Linked DNA regions of Homo sapiens: region 1 is linked to region 2. Evidence: chromatin contacts called from ENCODE Hi-C data. All regions are on one chromosome and are shown on one strand. The core of a region is the stretch at or near the end of the contact, and the rest is flanking DNA. Distances in the headings are between cores, read along the strand shown.

Region 1 (3,623 bases), core at 929-3,428, 520 kb after region 2:
TGGAGGTGAGGATTTTGGAAGTCAGTTGCAAAAGAAAAAGTTAAAAATTGGAGATATTTAATGTGAAGAAGAGAAGACTACAGAGAGATTGAGTGCCTGTCTCCAAATATTTTAAGGACTATCATACAGATTATAAATAAATCAAAGAAATAGAGTGAAGATCAGTTGTTGACAGTTCTAGAGAACCAGAATTTAGTTCTACATAGCTAAATTGTTGAAATAATTAATGTATTCTACAAAGGAATTGAGAAATAAATTCAGGAGGGAAAATGGAATGTTTCTGTCAGAGATGCTCTAGAAAAGATTCTTTCATTGTGGGAGACTTTAGATTAAATAACTGTTAAAGTTACTTTAAACTCCAATTTTCTAAGAACTTGTAACTTTAATATTACCACAAAAATTACCCAAACCACATTTCAAATTATGAAATAATTCATGAGTTTTACACAGACACACACACACACACACACACACAGAGACACTGACGCTTCATGATTTCATTCGTGGGCAAAATAGTAGCTGATCATTATGGAAAAATGGTCTGGGACACAAAGCATGTATTCATTTAAATGTTAACAAAAAGTCAAATCATCAAGTGGCCTGGGTGATTTAAAATTGTGAACAATAAAATTTTTATCAATTAGAGCTTCTTAAGAATAATCAATTATAACAAATGTGAAAAGGTAGTGGAATTTATTCAAGAATGAATCAGTTAAACAATCAGTTAAGCTTTATTACACATGAGGTCTTGGAATTTTTTAAGAAACATTAGTAATAACAGAAATGCATCAGGTATAACATTCTGGCTCTGAAGACAGAGCCAGAATCAGATAGATTTCAGTTCAAATTCTGGCTTATCACCTTACTAGATGGGTAAAATTGGACACATTGCTTAATCTCTCTTTCTCATGTTGGGTTGTAAGTAAAATGGAGGACGTTCATAGTACTTAATTTTGTAGAACTATTGGGAGTATTAAGAGAGATAATGTATGTATCACACTAGTCAGTTTGGATTTGGGTACATTCATTGGGTCCTTTATTCTCCATGTATATGTATAGAAAGAGCAAAGATGGAAGGAAAAAGAGAATTCAAGAGAAAAGTAATTATTTCAATGATTAAGACAAATTAACCTTTTCTCCACAGAAGCTCTGAAATAGAAGACAGATTCACTGCTGAGTGTTTCTGTAATAAAGTATGTGAAGTCTCACGGAAGAGAGGAATAGTGTAATCCTTGCTTACAAATAATGTAAATAGCACAAAGGCATTGCCTGCTCAAAAAGATGTTTCACTTCAGCCAAAGAAATTATAAAAAAGAAAAACTACTGAAATTCTAGTCCCTATGCTCAAGGAAGAAGAAAATAATGCAAAGATAAACAAATGATTAACAGCTCTTTTGTGACCCCTCCAAATGAGCTGGTGATATTCTTTAGAGTTTACTCAGAAATCAAGACACTCTTTGGAAAATACTTAAGGTCTTTACACACCCCTATAAAATATGGGACACTGCCTAATAAGGATGTTTTCTTTGCTCCACTATTGACCTGCTAAAGCCAACTCTTTTAATAATAATTGCCTTAACTCAAGGAGCATACTTTCAGATATTCCCTGCCCTACTTTCAGTTTAAATGGTTAGTTCATGACATTAGGAGCTCATTTTCTTACATGTATCGAAGATTTCATAAAGCTGTTTTTTAAAGACTAGAAAATTTATTATTGTAGCTAGTTTGTGCTGCTCAAAATTCCTTTATAATTAGTGTGAAAGGCAGAAATGTGGATGCTTTTTTGTGTATTGTTCCTGTCTAATTTAAGATGAATGGTCTGGTCCTTCCACACAGCAAACCCTCAATGAATGTTTGAATGGATGAGTGAGCAATCGATGGATAACAAAGAGCACAGTAATCAATTCAAAGTCCAATCAAAGTAAACTTTGGCTGCTCATATAACAAAGAATTGAAATTTTTTTTTATTCCTTCGATTTGGGAATAACAATTTGACAGGCTACCAGAATAATAGATTTTTAAGGTTTCCATAACTCTTCTTGTTTAATACCTCTGAGTAATTCAACTAGGACCAGTAGCATTCTTGCTTTTAATACTTTTAAGTGTTGGTCCTTTAAGCAAGCTGGTAAAATCAAGTCCTGGCACCTAGTCAAATGCAGAGGAGATTAGGGCTGGAATATGTATTACAGGAAGTAAGTGTGATTTAAGCCTTAGAACGCTGAGACCAGAGGAAGTTAGTTGACATGAAAAGCTTTTCTAATTTCATCCTGAGGATTTCTGCATTCTGACAGGTTAAAGCACTATCTGATACAAGTTATTTTGTACGACATCCCTTTTCAAGCAACCTTCTTGAATTCTTTCCCAGAGATTTTTGTGATGACCTTTTTAAAGCCATTTGATTTGATCCTATAAACTTTATACTGGAAATCAGCTGTCTTAAAAAAATACCTAACTTCCAAAAGAGGGATCTATTGTCACAAATGAAGATCATGAATTGGCTCAATGAAGAAATAAATGTTGGGTTTCATCTATACATAATTAGATTATACTGAATCAAGAATATAAAATCAAAAGGTGACATTTTAAATTTGGCTTACTTATAGCCATATAAGAAATAAAACAGACTAAAAACCTTGAGGTGGGAGATAGCATTTGTATGACTCACTAAATATGGTACTCTCTACGGTCTAATTAAAAGTTATAAACTGAGACCTTCCATGATTTTCCCTCATGTTATACCCTGGATGAGTATGGTGAGAAGACTTTGAGAGCGGCTGTACATTCTGTTCTGGGCATCAGGAAATATAAGTGTAAACACACATGCATGAATCCAATTACATACACATAAGGTTTCAAGGGCACAAACACAATTACTTACTTTTTAGGTTTTCTTTGTTATAATCTGAAGGGGAAAGGATAAAAATTTGTTTTAAGTGAGCATCCAGATATCTCACATATTCTGTGAGAGAGTGAGTGCTAAGAAATGCAAGTTCTCTCTCAGCTTTTTAATATACAACTGGAAAACATTCTTTGCATTCGAATGTGAAAGAATTGGGTCTTTGAAATTAAACCAGCTGTTAGGGATAACAACATAGTTCCTTACAAACAAAGTTCATTAAAGCAACATGAAGCAATTCAATTTTGTTTTGTGAGATCAGCATTTTCAAACATGTGTCTTATTTTAGCATGCTTTCTTGGCTAAGAAAAAGGACTTTATTCCTTTATTCCACTCTGCTGACAAAATATAAGATGTTTCTTAGCCATTTTTCTACACACTCCAGAAAATGTTACAAGCTCTCATAAGATTCCCTATGAAAGAATCTAAAATGTCAAGCAGTAATTAAAAGTGCTGTTTCATTTATTTTAGAGCAAATGAAATAAATCTTTACGCTAATCTGTACAATTAGGATAGCATTAGGATTCCGCTAGTAGGTATCTAAGGAAGGCAGAACTCAAAAAAAAAAAATTAGAAATGCCTAGAAATATTAGAAGCTTTAAGTTCACACCTTAGTTTCTTCAAAATAGTAAATTTCTCTTAACCTCCAAAGTCTTGGGAGAACTCTGTGTTACCTAGATGTGGCAGTCTGGCACAGGCCGTGGGGTCCCAATGCATGCTGGGAAGC
Region 2 (3,587 bases), core at 592-3,091:
ATGTAGATCCTGATGATCTTCCATACAGGAGTCATGATAAAACTTCATGCAACAGAGTACCGAGATAAAAGTCCTCTTTAAAATAGTGAAGGGAATGTTGAGAACATGAGGATTCAAACAAAGAGGGGATAAGTAGTCTACATAAACTCTTGGTGAAACAAGAGAAAAATGAAGATATGAGAGCCAATATGCATGATAGATGCTCCATCTTGGGACATCAATTGGGTCCAGTAAGGAGAAATTCTTTAAAGCATGACACACTCCAGGGTTGTTAGGCGGAGTCTTTGGCTTGCTGAGTACCTTCTTGTCTGGCTTCATAGCATTCCTTTTTATGATTCCAAAGTATTGTAATTCTCAGGGATCAGAAACTTCTGGAAAGAGCCATGGTTATTTAAGCAAAGAAGATTAATTTCCAGCTTCCCAAGCTTTGGCGGAACAAAAGCACAAATTATTCCATAGAAAACTGAGGAGCCCTGGTGGCCAGAGGTCATCAGTGCTAGCGGGTGGTCAAGAAGAACTTTACAAGGAAACAACAGCCCTGGGTATTGGCTCAGAGAATAATACCGTATTACTATCACCCAAGTTCTTGCTATTCCTTCTAGCTGGTATGCTTTGGTGGCAATCCATTCTCTTCCTCCTTCTCTCTCTCTTTCTTTCAAAATGTGCATTGGTACTTTTCACTGTCTCCATACACCTTGATGCCATTGCCTCCCACTTGAATGTGATCTTTTTGTTTATTTTTATTTTTTAAAAATTTTACTTTACGTTCTGGGATACATGTGCAGAACGTGCAGGTTTGTTACATAGATATACATGTGCCGTGGTGGTTTGCTGTGCCTATCAACCCGTCATCTAGGTTTTAAGCCCCGCATGCATTAGGTATTTGTCCTAATGCTCTCCCTTCCCTTGCCCTCCACCCACTGAGAGGCCCCGGTGTGTGGTGTTCCCCTCCCTGTGTCCATGTGTTCTCATTGTTCAACTCCCACTTATGAGTGAGAACATGCGGTGTTTGGTTGTCTGCTCCTGTGTTAGTTTGCTGAGAATGATGGCTTCCAGCTTTATCCGTGTCACTGCAAAGGACATGAACTTTCTTTTTTATGGCTGCAGAATGTGATCTTTTTAATGCCCTATTATTAGTTGAAAATAATATATGTATCTTGATAAAGTAAATAGGTTTACCCCAAAAGACAAATTCCTTGATAGTTTAAAAGGATATAAATTCGTCAATGTCTTCTAATGTACTTTTCTCCAGCCTGTTATCTTTTGAACTTACACTAGGGGGCACTGTTGAGTTATAAACGCTCTCAACACTGTTTGCCTGTTTTATATTAATGCTGAACTTGCAACTCCTTTCATTTATGTCAGTATTTCACCTTCCGTACTAACAGTAGGATATGAAAAAGACGTGTGGATTTGCTTCCAGCACAGAAAAAAATAATGATGACTTAGAACAGTGCTTGTTGGAAGGTGGGGAAAGAAAAAAAAATGCATATTTGTGAAGGAGTGCTAATTTTTTTTTCTTTTGGCATTTTTGGATTATAAATTCACATTAGTGATACAGCCAATATACAAACCACAGTTGTAGCAACCAGAGAAAGAAACAGGATATGACCCCTTTTGTAAGATGCTCATAATATTCCCAAGGAGGCAGGAGAAAACTCCATTCATCTGTAGTTTATTCAGAATGTTCTTTTCTGTTGCTTGTCATTTTGGAATGGATTTAACTGTTGCTAAAAAGTTACAGGAACAACAGCCTCATAGCTAGAAATCATCTGTTTCTTTACAAAACAAGTTCATCTCAGATCAGCCACATGACTTGCCCCAGCAGTGCCCAGCCCTCTGACCCGAGTCTTGCTGGAACAGCATCTCTTTTGGGACTGAGAAAGAATTTACGTTCTAAGTTCTTCCTGCTATTTCCAAGTTTGGTGCCTGCTGTGATGGAGAGTTCTTTTTCCTTTAAACCAGATACTGAAAAGTAAACCTAAAAACCCAAATCCATTCAACAGAGAATTAAATGTGCAGATTTGGGATAAAATAAGCCACAAATATTTGACCACTATCATGATATACCAGTGCAAAAATTTACAAAAATTGGCCAGGATGATTGAGTTTTCTCAGTAGTAAAGCTAACGTAGCATCTAAACTGTTTGCAATATTATTTAAGCTGAACTTCAAAAGATTCTTACATTAATTTTTGACCTTTTGTATTAAGAGTCAGATCTAAGTCTGTTTTATTATCTATACTTAATATAATTATTATCATTTTACAAATATTTTAGAAATGATATGCCCTCATTAACTTCCATTAAAAACCATTTATTAAAAACACACATTTGTTTATGTAGTCGCTATGCACAACCCGTTTTTTGTGATTCTTGTTGACCCCATGTCCACTCTCCACTAGGCACCAAATATACCCAGGTTTGCATCCCAGCCCAGCGGGTGTATTTGATTCTCTGAGTCTCACATTAATGAGGATAATAATACCTTCATCATAGTGGCTTTGTACGAATTAAATGACGCATTAATGTAGAGTAGCCAAGTTGGCAAAGTATTCAATGGGATCTAGTGTGCTCCTTTTTGTATTCACTTAAGAACGGCAATGATGTAATATACAGAAACAATGGGTCCAATCTGCTGCATTGTTGTGTGTTCCCATATGATCCTAGAAAAGTATCACAAAGGCAAAAAAAAAAATTAGAAAGGGGGAATGCTTATTTCTTACATTATGATGTCAAAGAAAAAAACATATATGCTGTTTAAAACCTAGAATAAATTTGAACTATTTATAGAATAAATTTGAGCTATTTATACTCCTGAATATTTTAATCAGTTTTGTGAATAACTTTAGATCAAAGAAATGAATCAAATAATCAACAGAAATACAGTCTGCATTTTTTTAATGCTTCAAATTCATATTTAGAACATTTGAGTACTTCATACTTACATGAAGTACAGCCATTTTGGAAAACAGCGTGGAGGTTCCTCAAAAAACTAAAAATAGAATTGCCATGTGATCCAGCAATTCCACTTCTGAGTATATATCCAAAGGAAATGAAATCAGCATGTTGTAGACATAGCTACATTCCCGTGTTCATTGCAGCATCATTCACAATAGCCAAGGTATGGAAACAACCAAAGTGCCCACTAATGGATGAATGGATTAAAAAACTGTGGTATATGTATACAATGGAATACTATTTAGCCTTTAAAAAGCAGAAAATTCTGTCATTTGCAACAACATGGATGAACCTGGAGGGAATTATGCTAAGTAAAATAAGCCAGGCCCAGGGTGACAAATACCACATGATCTCACTTATATGTGGAGTTTTGAAAAAGTTGAACTTGTAGAAATAATGAGTAGAATGATAGTTACCAGAGGCTGGGAATTGGGGAGGTAGATAGGGAAAGAGGAGATATTGTCAAAAGACACAAAGTTTCGATTAGACAGGAGGAATAAGTTCTGGTGATCTATGCACAGCATGTTAACTATAGTTAGTAATAATGCACTGCATACTTTAAATAGCTAAAAGAGAGGACTTTAAATGTTCTGGCCACAAAAATGGCAAATATTTGAGGTGATGGAT

What was found. Hi-C counts contacts between places; a loop is a spot of excess contacts on that map. Pooled maps may share reads with other maps.
Region 1: a loop to region 2 is called in a map of cardiac septum, with 5 times the contacts of the local background. The contact joins two enhancer-like sites. A Hi-C loop is called at or near these places in 3 of 168 maps with a recorded cell type or tissue (cardiac septum, dorsolateral prefrontal cortex and posterior cingulate gyrus) and 5 of 50 pooled maps.

What each region holds. Positions count from the first base shown.
Region 1 is chr9:110,775,911-110,779,533 of GRCh38, reverse strand. It overlaps MUSK (muscle associated receptor tyrosine kinase), which reads right to left. Exons shown (of 15, transcript NM_005592.4): 10 at 3,571-3,623; 11 at 2,879-2,902. The region is part of intron 2 of LOC107987115 (a long non-coding RNA gene); the gene reads left to right. Among named protein-coding and RNA genes, the nearest start is that of MUSK, 110 kb to the right of the region's middle. Within about 2 kb of position 2,178, at least 2 of the 41 ENCODE cell types and tissues checked have a DNase peak (open chromatin) inside an H3K27ac peak, as active enhancers do.
Region 2 is chr9:111,297,230-111,300,816 of GRCh38, reverse strand. No RefSeq gene overlaps it. Among named protein-coding and RNA genes, the nearest start is that of MIR7702, 28 kb to the right of the region's middle. Within about 2 kb of position 1,841, at least 12 of the 41 ENCODE cell types and tissues checked have a DNase peak (open chromatin) inside an H3K27ac peak, as active enhancers do.